2 separate regions of the Homo sapiens genome follow, and region 2 is linked to region 1. Evidence: chromatin contacts called from ENCODE Hi-C or POLR2A ChIA-PET data. All regions are on one chromosome and are shown on one strand. Each heading gives the region's core, a stretch centred on a gene start or an enhancer-like site at or near the end of the contact. The rest is flanking DNA. Distances are from core to core; before and after follow the strand shown.

Region 1 (5,726 bases), core at 816-3,315:
AGACTCCAGGGTTTAGGCAAATAACACAAATGAGTAAAGCTACCCCCAAACTCAGAGCCTTCCGATCAAGCCCAGCTTGCTGTAGGAGGCTCTGAGGAAGACCAATGAACACCTTGAGACTTCCATTCATTGAGGGGCTTTCTCATGTCTCCAGGTTTCAGTTCCTCCATCTATAAAATGGACATAAATGATATCAATTAGTTTTTACTACATAACACACTGTCCCAAAACTGAGTGAATTAAAACAACAAGCATTTATGGTTTCTCACAGTACTATAGGTTTTCCCACAGTCCTTTCGGTTTTAGTTTGGCTTAGCTGGTCTCTGTGGTCACTGACAGCTTGGCTGGGGCTGGACAGTCTAGGATGGCCTCACTCACATGCCTGGTGGTGGGAAGGTGCTTGATTTCTGCTTCTTCTTGTCCTCATCTTCTAGGAGGCTAGTCTAGGCTCATTGCATGGAGGTCTCTGGTTCCAAAAGTAACAAGAGAGGGCAAGTCCCAAGGCACATGCATTTTTCAAGCCTCCGTTGTGCCATGTTTGTGAATGCTCCAGTGGTCAAAGCAATTCACGTGGTCAAGCTCAGATTCAAGGAGACCCATCTCTTGATGGAGCTAATAGCAAAATCACATTGCAAAGGAGCATGCATAAAGAGCAAGCAGGGAGGAATTTGCGGCTTTTCTTTCTTTTTTGTTTGTTTTGGCTACCTATCTTAATCATATTTTGCCTTGGTAGAATTTCTTACAAAAATATATCGTGGCTGTCATGAGAATGTGCCTGGAAGACCTTTAACCATGAGAGCATAACTGACCATCGGCCTCAGCTGCTGGGCTCTGAAATCCATCACTGTGTTTGTGGTGAGGCCACGTACCAACAACTGGTCATGGCAAAGATACTAAGGCTCATTCCTGTCCTATGTCAGTTGACACTGGCTCCAGGACCCCCAATGCCCTAGCTGAACACTCCTTAACTGCATGGCAGCCTAGAATATGTCCAACTACCTTTTCTCCCTCTTTCCTTCACTCAGATCAGCCTTGCATCATGATCTGATGACTTGCCCAGCCTTGTCCATCTCTCTCCCCATTTTCTGCCACAGGCATCTCCCCTAATAATAGCCTTGCACATTTAATCCCATCTTAGCATCTGGTTCTTGGAGCATACACTTCTCTCTGCAACCAAACTCTGTTCCCTTCTTTGTTCCACATCCTCTTTTCATGGCAGATAAAATCAGCTCTGGGCTCAGTGCATACGGAGCAAAGTCTGACAGCAAGAATGGTCATGGGCCACTGAGGATAACAGGTTTGCTTGCTGGAGCGTGTAATGGAGTCTCCACGATGCCTCATTGGCAAAGATCACCTCTGTATTTCAGCAGGATTGGAGTCTGAACATTCCTGCCTTGATTGCACAATGTCATGGTTTCATTCATAGGGACTTAGAAGAGACACCACTTATTAAACACCAACTGCATGCTGTATCATACCAAGCACTTTAAAAACACTATCTCTAATTTCCTCATCTCAGAGAGGTTTGTATTCTTGTCCCCACTGCACAGGGGAAGAAAGAGTGGTTCCGAGCATTTTCAAGGCCTGTCCAGGAAAGTGGATGTATCCAGACTTGATCCTCTGCAGTGTTAGAGTCACTGTAAACTTTAACTTCCATGCATAAGTATCCAGGCTCACAGATGGTTTGGGGATCTAAGCCTTGATTTCAACTCTGCAGAAGCCAGGAGATTGCATCATTTAAAGAATCCAAGGTCCCGAAGCCAGACATTTCAGGCACTCCAACAGAGGCCTCCTCACTTGGCCCTCCAGGGCTGCTTGGCCTGTTCTCTCATTCGTCCCTGACAGTTGGTATTCTTCCCCTAAACGCCTAACTTGGAAAGCCACTCCCCTCATTCAGCAATCCCTGCCTCAAAAGCGAGCTGCCCTCGCTCCCAGCCATCAGACCATGTTTCTCTCCCCATGCAAAGTTGACTGTGTCCAGCCCATTCTGAATCAGCCAAACTGCTCCGCCTCTTGCTCACAAACAGCTTGCAAAGCGCTTTCACTGAATCGCCTGACAATTTACAACCAGAGCGGGGGTTGTCACGTGCCTCGGATGCCTCCGTCGGGCCCTGGGCTCATTCATCATCAGCCTGGGAAAGCCTCAGGGGCCACGGTACGAAAGGCTGGGAGCCTGCAGGAGCCCGCGCGGGCAGCAGGGGGCGCCCGCCTCCTCCACGCCGCCCTCCTCCCTGCGGGAGCACAGCACACCGCCTCCAGCAGCCGCGCTGACCTCACCCGCTCTGCCACCTGCTCTCAAGAACTCCACAGCAGAGACCGCGCCCACAGCCTCCAAGGAAGGAACAAACATTCAAGAGCAAGTGTCAGAGACTGTGGCAGAACCATGCCATTGTCACTTTGTTCTGTTTTGACCTGCTTGCGTGCTTGGCTTTGACATAGTTGGACTGGAGAAGGTATAAGGCTGGGAGGATGGCGGGTGCTGCAGGTCAGGGCTTCTCAGCCCTCTCCGCACCCGCCCTTATGCAGCCTTGGGACGCGAGGCTGGGCTTTAGGCTGAAGACCTCCGCCCCTGGAACTGCAGAGGAGGGGTCCCTTTCGTTGCCCTTCCTCACATCTTGGCGTTCATAGGGTGGCTGAGAGTTCCTCCCGCTAGAAGAGCCCAAAGAGGGAACTTGAGCCTTGGTTAGATTATCTTCAGTAATAAATGCAGTTAGTCCAGCTACGGATTTCACATTGGCCTTCAGGGCTAATCTGGAGGGAAGATTATCAAGTGCAGGACTCTGTTTGGTCTTGCCTGGACAGTCTAGGATATTCGAATTGCAGTTTCACCAGCTAATATGGAACACAGTCTGCAAACTGTCCTCCCATACTCCAGGGGACTCTGGACTGCAGGAAGCCAAATATACAATTAACAGATATGCACTGAAGAGAGAAAATGGACAAGGAAGATTTGAGACAGCACAGCCCTCTCCAGGCATTCTCACTTCTTAACCTTCACCCCCTACCTCTTAGGGCAGAGGAACAAGGAAGAGCAGGAGGGCAGAAGAGGGCAGGAGCTTCCCAGGATGTACTGGAACCACCCAAGAGTTCTAGCACAGATTTAAAATGTCAAAGAAAGTGTAAGTGTGATGCTGCAAATTGTCTCCACTCCATCCCCTGGGCCCAGACATCTCTCAATTTATGCACGTAAAGGTGTGGAAGTCACAATCCTAACTACCCATGCAGCTGTCCCCACCCATCTAATGGACTTGTAGGGCTTAGGTTGGGATAGGAACCTACTACATGCTTAAGATTGTGACTGACGTTATTGGGGTGTCAGCAGGAAGCAGCTGGTGAATTAGGATCATTCTAGGAGGGGTCAGTAAAGGGACTATGAAGAAGGTGCTCACAGAGTATATGGAAATCTCATCAGATGGTGCAATATCTCAGGGCTCGTGAGAGTGAAGCACCCTTACCACCACTAGGCCCAGGGAAGCCAGTGGAGGAAGCAGGTCCTGCGACAGAGAGCTGCTTTTGGGAATGGAGATCTTCAGGCAGGGAAGGGATGCACCCAGCTCACAAAGAGAGAGCCTGACCCTCCTCTCCTTCTCTTTCCAGGACTCCCCATTGGCCAACTAGAAGCTGGAAGGCAAGGGAGTTGGTTGGTATCTGATATGGTTTGGCTGTGTCCCCACCCAAATCTCATCTTGAACTCCCACATGTTGTGAGAGGGACCCAGTAGGAGGAAATTGAATCATGGTGGCAAGTCTTTCCTGTGCTGTTCTTGTGATAGTGACTAAGTCCCATGAGATCTGATGGCTTTATAAGGGGGAGTTTCCCTGCACAAGCTCTCTCTTTGCCTGCTGCCATCCACGTAAGACATGACTTGCTCCTCCTTGCCTTCTGCCATGATTGTGAGGCTTCCCCAGCCACGTGGAACTGTAAGCCCATTAAACCTCTTTCTGTTGTAAATTGCCCAGTCTCGGGTATGTCTTTATTAGCAGTATGAAAATGGACTAATCCAGTAAATTGGTACCAATAGAGTGGGGCTCTGCTGTAGATACCTGAAAATGTGGAAGCAACTTTGGAACTGGGTAACAGGCAGGGGTTGGAACAGTTTGGTGGGCTTAAAAGAAGACAGGAAAATGTGGGAAAGTTTGGAACTCCCTAGAGACTTGTTGAATGGCTTTGACCAAAATGCTGTTCATGATATGGACAATTAAATCCAGGCTGAGGTGGTCTCAGATGGAGATGAGGAACTTGTTGGGAACTGGAGCAAAGGTGACTCTTGTTATGTTTTAGCAAAGAGACTGGTGGCATTTTGCCCCTGCCCTAGAGACTTGTAGAACTTTGAACTTGAGAGAGATGATTTAGAGTATCTGGTAGAAGAAATTTTTAAGCAGCAAAGCATTCAAGATGTGACTTGGGTGCTGTTAAAGGCATTCAGTTTTATGAGGGAAGCAGAGCTTAAAAGTTTGGAAATTTTGCAGCCTGACAATGCGATAGAAAGGAAAATCCCATTTTCTGAGGAGAAATTCAAGACAGCTGCAGAAATTTACATAAGTAACAAGGAGCTGAATGTTAATCACCAAGACAATGGGGTAAATGTCACCAGGGCATGTCAGAGACCTCTGTGGAAGCCACTCCCATCACAGGCCCAGAGGTTTAGGAGGAAGAAACGGCTTCATGGGCCAGGCCCTGGGTCCCTCTCTTGTGTGCAGCCTAGGGACTTGGTGCCCTGCATCCCAGCCGCTCTAGCTTTGATTAAAAGGGGCCAAGGTACAGCTCGGGCTATTGCTTCAGAGAGTGGAAGCCCCAAGCCTTGCCAGCTTTCATGTGGTGTTGAGCCTGCGGCTGCACAGAAGTCAAGAATTGAGGTTTGAGAACCTCCGCTTAGATTTGAGAGGATGTATGGAAATGCCTGGATGCCCAGGCAGAAGTTTGTTGCAGGGGTGGCCCCTCATGGAGAACCTCTGCTAGGGCAGTGCAGAAGGGAAATGTGAGATTGGAGTCCCCACACGAAGTCCCTAGTAGGGCACTGCCTAGTGGAGCTGTGAGAAGAGGGCCACTGTCCTCCAGACCCCAGAATGGTAAATCCACTGACAGCTAGCACCATGCACCTGGAAAAGCCACAGGCACTCAATGCCAGCCCATGAAAGCATCCAGGATGGAAGCTGTACCCTGCAAAGCCACAGGAATGGAGCTGCCCAAGATCATGGGAACCCACCTCTTGCATGAGCGTGACCTGGATGTGAGACATGGAGTCAAAGGAGATCATTTTGGAGTTTTAAGATTTGACTACCCTGCTGGATTTCAGACTTGCATGGGGCCTGTAGCACCTGCATTTTGGCCAATTTATCCCATTGGAACAGCTGTATTTACCCAATGCCTATACCCCCATTGTATCTAGGAAGTAACTAACTTGCTTTTGATTTTACAGGCTCATAGGCAGAAGGGATTTGCCTTGTCTCGGATGAGACTTTGGACTGTGGACTTTTGAGTTAATGCTGAAATGAGTAAAGACTTTGGATGACTGTTGGGAAGGCATGATTGGTTTTGAAATGTGAGAACGTGAGATTTGGGAAGGGCTGGGGCAGGATGATATGGTTTGGCTGTGTCTCCACCAAAGTCTCACCTTGAATTCCTACATGTTGTGGGAGGGACCTGGTAGGAGGAAATGGAATCATGGGGGCAAGTCTTTCCTGAGTTGTTCTCGTGATAGTGACTAAGTCTCATGAGATCTGATG
Region 2 (5,760 bases), core at 715-3,214, 48 kb before region 1:
GGGGAAGAAAAATGTTCCCTAAAGCCCACCTGGCCGGATAAGACCTGGGGAAACATCAAAGGAAAGGATGAAGATGGAGTGAGGAGGTGTTTCTAGAAACTGGAGGATCTGCCACACTCGCCATTGGTGAGGACAGGAAGGGAAGGGGCAGGGGCAGACTCAGGCTCTGAGTGGGAGGATATTGGGGGAAGGACAAAACAGAGGGCTCTGCAGAGCCTGACAGGCCAGGCTTCCCAGGGAGAGGACCAGGGCCACTGAGAACCATCCAAGGAGCATCTCCAGGCCCCGGAGAGAGACTGGAGGAAACAGACTGGAGGAAATGGATCTCACTGCCTGTTTTGCAATTTCCTGGACACTGACTAGGTTAGCACATCCCTATGTTGACTGGCCCTATGTGTTGCCTCTTCTGTCAAATGCCTATTCATATTTTTTTCCCATTTTTCTTCTGAACTATCTGTCTATTTCCCACTCCCTCCACCCCACCAGGCATTCAGGACTCGATATATTCTTGAAGCTAATCCTTTGTCACTTAAGTGCTACACATATCTTTTCCCAGCTTGTGGCTTATCTTCTGAGTTTCTTTAAAATACCTGTGATGAACCAAGGTTCTTAAATTTAACGTGGTTGAAATCATGAATCTTTCTTTTTTATGATTTGTGATTTTTTGGTGTGTTATTTTTAAGAAATTCTTCCTCACTCCAAGATCAAAGAGATATTCACTTCCATTTTCTGCTGGTCAGATATCCCACCCACAGGGATGCTGCTGTTGTTTGGGGACCTGTGCCCAAGGCAAGGATGGGCAGACCCCAAACCTGACATGCTGTCCCCAGATGCCAGGAGGACCACATGTCAGGGCCTGCACAACCTTAGGGTGCCTTTCCTGTAAACCAGCCCCCAGACGTCACTGGGTACAAGCTAGTGCTCCTAATCTACCCCCTACCCGTACTTCGGCCAACACAAAAGGTGCCAGTGAGCCTGAAGCCATAAGATCCATGTGGCAGATTTGAGGGCCCCAGATGCTGTATTCAACTGGGGGTACTCAAAATACTGTGATCAGCACAGATCTGTCTGCTCACCACATGCCAGGATCTGCCAGGGACCATCTCACAGCTAATGATAAATCCTCCTGTCAGGGCCACAAAGCAGGGCTTTGTGTCACTGTGTTAGCCCGCATCGTCCCAGGGCAGGGCTCCAGGCTGAGCTGGTCAGCCCAGGCCACTGCAGACAATGGAGCCACAGTGGGGCAGGGCTTGCAATGGAAGTCAGTATGGAGGATGGTGACAAGAAGCAAACACCCTGACAGCAGCCAGGCCCATGCACGCCTCCCCGAGGAGGGAGGACAGGGCGGGGCAGGCTCTGCAGAGTCAACGGGCAACTTGAATCTTGCAGCATCTGGCTAGCACCCAGGCAGGCTCCACAGATGCCCGCCTGGGCCTGATTTTCCTGTTCTCAGTCTCCCACGTCTGCCAGGAGGCCTTGATAAATATTCAATAGCTCTGGCCTCAGAGCCTGTGTCTGGAGGACATTCTTAGGCAGTGAACTGGAGACAAGCTGAGAGGAGGCCTTTAAAGGAGCCCCAAACCTCAGCCTCTCCTTTCTGCTCGGGGTTTGGTTTTAAAGAGTCCCAGGGGAGCCACCCACCTGCAGGCCTGACCCCCTGAGGTCGATACGCGGGTTCCCTGAGCCCAGCTCTCAGGGAAGAAAAAGGCAGAATTCAGGCTGCTAGAGCAGCCGGGATAAGAGAAGTGATGCTGGCAAATGTGGTATTTAATGGATATTTTAAAACACCAATAGCAAATACAGTCATTTCTGGGACTTTTTTTTAGAAGATGCTGAATTAAAAATTTGCATCTTCCCTCATTCTTGATCTCCTTCTGCAGTTCCACTTGAGCAACCCCACAGGCTCCAGTCTCACTTCTGCTCACACCCTCCACCTGCTGCCCACGCAGCTTCCTGTCCTGCCCCCACCGCGCCCCCTGCGCCGTCCCAGCTCACCTGTTGGCCATCAGACATCACTCACGACCCCTCCCTTTCACCAGACTGTGGCTCCCACCATTTTGATTATGAAGTTTCTCATTTAGCTCAAAATATCTGACAGACTCCCTGCCCCATTCATTATATTGGACACATAGAGTCGAATATATATTAAACTTCAATTAGATCAATTCTATATTAGACTTCTATAAAACATCCAGTGGGTGAGAAACTATATAATGATCAAAGTGACTGCAAATTCAGTAACCACATTGTGCAATCATATTTTACTTATCACAGAAACATCCAGGCACCTTTGAGAACCAACAGGACGTTCATGTGCAGAAGATGTGATTTCTTCAATCTAAAGACAGTGGAGAGAGGGGTGTGTGCGTGTGTGCACGGGTGCACGTATGCAAATTTGCTGGCCCCTCACAAAAGCTCTAGTTTCTGGAAGGAGAGCCCGAGTGTCCTCAGGCCCAGCGGTTCCAAGCATTACTGGGTGCCTCCACTGAGATAGCAAAGGACTCACAGGTCTCCAGGCACCTGGTAATAATGTGGAATTGGCCGGGGCTGCCTGTTGCTGAGGAAGTTCTTGTCAAGTCTGGCCTTGGTGGGAGCACCAGTGGTAGTCAGAGGTTCTTCACCTTTTTTGGGTCATAGACCCCTTGGAGTGAAAATGTTGGAGGTTTCTCCTGAAAAGCACACTGCAATTCAGGGGATCCCCTGGGTCCTGGAGTCCATGCATAGGCATCATGGACCCCACATGGAAACCTCCCTGATTGAGAGGTCTCGAAAGCTTTTCCAGTCCTAAGAGTACAGTTTCTAATTTGCTGGAGTCGGCTGGACTTTCATTCCCTGGCAGAGCCATTTTGGAGGATAAGAAGATGTGTCTTCTCTACCACCGCACATGCGGTCCACAGTGACTGAGGGGAGTGTCACGGTGCCACCTTGTGCTTCTGTCCTGAAACTGCACCTTCTCTGGGGCCCATGCTCAGGTCCACACTGCCCACCTCTCACTCCATGAGCCTCACTCCCTACCACTCTCCCACCTTCTTACTCTGACCAAGCCACATGGACTCCTGACGTCCCTGCCTTGGGGGCCTTTGCACTGACTGTTCCCCCTGCCTGAAGTCTGGGTTTAAAGCCGTATACACAAGTGCAGTTTGTACAGTCATATCATGAACCAAGAAAAAAAGCAAATGTTTATGAAGATGCCTTTATTTTCACTTGGCCTAAAGCGAGAAAGTATCACATGAGTATATAAAAGAATTTTTTAAATTTTGAGGCAGCTTTGAGGAGAGATTGAGGAAGATGAGAGGGTGTAGTAGTAAGCTCTCATTAAGTTTTGCTGCAATAACAAATAGCCTCAAAAATCTCAGTGGCTAGGCCGGGCGTGGTGTCTCATGCCTGTAATCCCAGCACTTTGGGAGGCTGGGATGGATGGATCACCTGAGGTCAGAAGTTCAAGACCAGCCTGGCCAACATAGTGAAACCCTATCTCTACTAAAAATACTAAATAAATTAGCCGGGTGTGGTGGCAGGCAGCTGTAATCCCAACTACTTGGGAGGCTGAGGCAAGGAGAATCACTTGAACCTGGGAGGTGGAGGTTGCTGAGATCATGCCACTGCACTCCAGCCTGGGCAACAGTATGAGACTGTTAAAAAAAAAAAAAAAAAAAAAAACTCAGTGGCTAACAGCAACAAAAGTATCCCTCAAATTGCTTCTTTATTTTTATTTATTATTTTTTTGAGATGGAGTCTTGCTCTGTCACCCAGGCTGGAGTACAGTGGTGCAATCTCAGCTCACTGCAACCTCCGTCTCCTGGGTTCAAGTGATTCTCCTGCCTCAGCCTCCCGAGTAGTTGGGATTACAGGTGGCCGCCACCACGCCCAGCTAATTTTTGTATTTTTAGTAGAGACAGGGTTTCATTATGTTGGCCAGGCTGGTCTCAAACTCCTGACCTACAGGTGTGTGCCACCGCACCCGGCCTCAAGTTGCTTCTTCCTGGTGGGGCAACTGTGGCTCTGCTTCCTTGCAGGATGGAGGAGCGAATGAATCGCTGGGAAGTCTTCTCACTTTTGTCCCCTTAAAGGAGAAAACGATGCGGAATGACGAAGCTGGGGCCCCCTGCTTCCCTCACATCCATAGCTTTTCTGAGGCTCCTGGCTTTCTTGCCTTCACAGAGCAGGACTGAAGCTGTCCCTGCTCCATAGGCGTGAGCTGCAGCCATGGGGTGGGACAGAGCCTCCTGCTTGGGCCCTGAGCCTCCCAACCAATACCCACATGGACCCAAAAGTTCCCAAGAACTCTGGGGGTATTGCAAAACCCCAAAGCCCTTCTACTCCGACTGCCACAAGAGGGAGGAAGAAGGCTTCTGGGTGCCATTAGAAGACTTCAGGCAAAGAGAAGGAGGAAAAGAATCCTAAGAGAAGCGGAGGCCAAGAGAAAAGAGAGGAACAAGGAGGAGGCGGCACATGTGTGGAGTGTGGCAACCATTAACCCGGAGCCAACCCTGAAGTCTTCCCAGCCTCTCACCTGAGCCTCTTCTCACCGCAAAACAGACATTGGAACGACCCACCTGGAAAACTGATGGGGGATTAGTTTCCTTCCCTTGAACGATCTCTCTTCTCAGCCACAGGAAAACAAGTTTCAAAGTTGATTGGGAAAGGGGGGGTGGGGTTCAGATATGGAAAGAATGAGGAGGGAACAGATGGTGCCTGCTAAGGCGACCAGATTTTTTCCCCCAGTTAATCTGGGAATGACCTAATTTACATAGTATTTGCATAAATTTCCATTTCAAATTAAAGCTGTCCTAACTTCAAGCATACAGGAGAAAATAAATGAGATCAAGCAATCTACTGTAATTGAACTCAAGCCGGTCCTGACTTCTGCAAAATGCAGGTCAGGCTTTTAAGACCTGGCACAGGAGAGGAAAGGAAGTTGGCCCCACTGTCCCTTCACAGGAGGGGGCTGGAAGAAGTCTGTCTCCACCTCTGAAATTAGAGAAAGTCATCACAAGGTCCTAGGCCAGAGTGTGGGGAGATGAGGAAATGCCGCCTCTTCTCTGCTCTATTCCTCCCTCCATTGCGGGGCCTCCTAAGGAAGAACCAAAACTAGGAATGGAGCAGAAAAGCCAGAGATGCTCTCCTGAAGTCAGACTGGACTAGCCGGCATCTCACAAATGAAGCAAAGGGAAGGCCGGCGTCAGGTCCAGCCTCTTCAGGCACAGTAGACTGGGCTCTTGTGCAGGAGGGTGGCAGGGTTCACATACCCAGGTGCATGGGACCCGGGAGGCATACACCCGCATGGTGTGTGGGGGTTGTTTTTGCCTGCCTGACTCCTTAGCGCTCCATCCTTTATTCTCATCCTCCACCAGTTCCCAGATCCCATCACACAGCCTCACAGACACACAAACATATGTGAGTGCCAAGGAACGAACACACACACACACACACACACACCCTGGGCATTACCACCAGCCCGGCCTGTGAGGTCTCAACCCAGCTTTGGGAACTCTGGGAACCTAGGATGTGCTGGTCATCTTGTTCACTCAATACCCCTTTGTCTATCTCTTGGATTAACTCAGATCCAGTGAAACTGCAAAGGCAGTGAATTCCTAGGGCATGTCAGATGGGGAAAGAACCAAAGCTGGAGGCTGGGACGGTGTCATGCTCTGTATGGAGTCACCAAGGAAGTACTGGCTGCTGCAGAAAGAAATCCCCACCACAGTGAAGGAAGGCCAGCCAGTGGCACTAGATGCCACCGACTGCAATGGAGGCTGA

The links. A loop is a pair of places that touch in the nucleus more often than their neighbours do. ChIA-PET counts read pairs that join two places held with the same protein, here RNA polymerase II (POLR2A). Pooled maps may share reads with other maps.
Region 2: a loop to region 1 is called in a map of PC-9, with 7 times the contacts of the local background. The contact joins two enhancer-like sites. A Hi-C loop is called at or near these places in 15 of 168 maps with a recorded cell type or tissue (B cell, CD4-positive, alpha-beta T cell, CD4-positive, alpha-beta memory T cell and 9 more), 3 of 37 single-sample maps with no recorded cell type and 25 of 50 pooled maps. POLR2A ChIA-PET finds 5 or more read pairs at or near these places in 4 of 52 experiments (AG04450, activated T-cell, naive thymus-derived CD4-positive, alpha-beta T cell and 1 more).

Annotation. Positions count from the first base shown.
Region 1 is chr7:106,006,135-106,011,860 of GRCh38, reverse strand. The region is part of intron 8 of CDHR3 (cadherin related family member 3); the gene reads right to left. Among named protein-coding and RNA genes, the nearest start is that of CDHR3, 46 kb to the right of the region's middle. RefSeq lists a silencer at 2,111-2,300. Within about 2 kb of position 2,065, at least 8 of the 41 ENCODE cell types and tissues checked have a DNase peak (open chromatin) inside an H3K27ac peak, as active enhancers do.
Region 2 is chr7:106,054,280-106,060,039 of GRCh38, reverse strand. No RefSeq gene overlaps it. Among named protein-coding and RNA genes, the nearest start is that of SYPL1, 55 kb to the left of the region's middle. RefSeq lists a silencer at 816-935 and enhancers at 1,276-1,375, 1,406-1,565, 1,249-1,800, 2,646-2,695, 3,206-3,255. Within about 2 kb of position 1,964, at least 17 of the 41 ENCODE cell types and tissues checked have a DNase peak (open chromatin) inside an H3K27ac peak, as active enhancers do.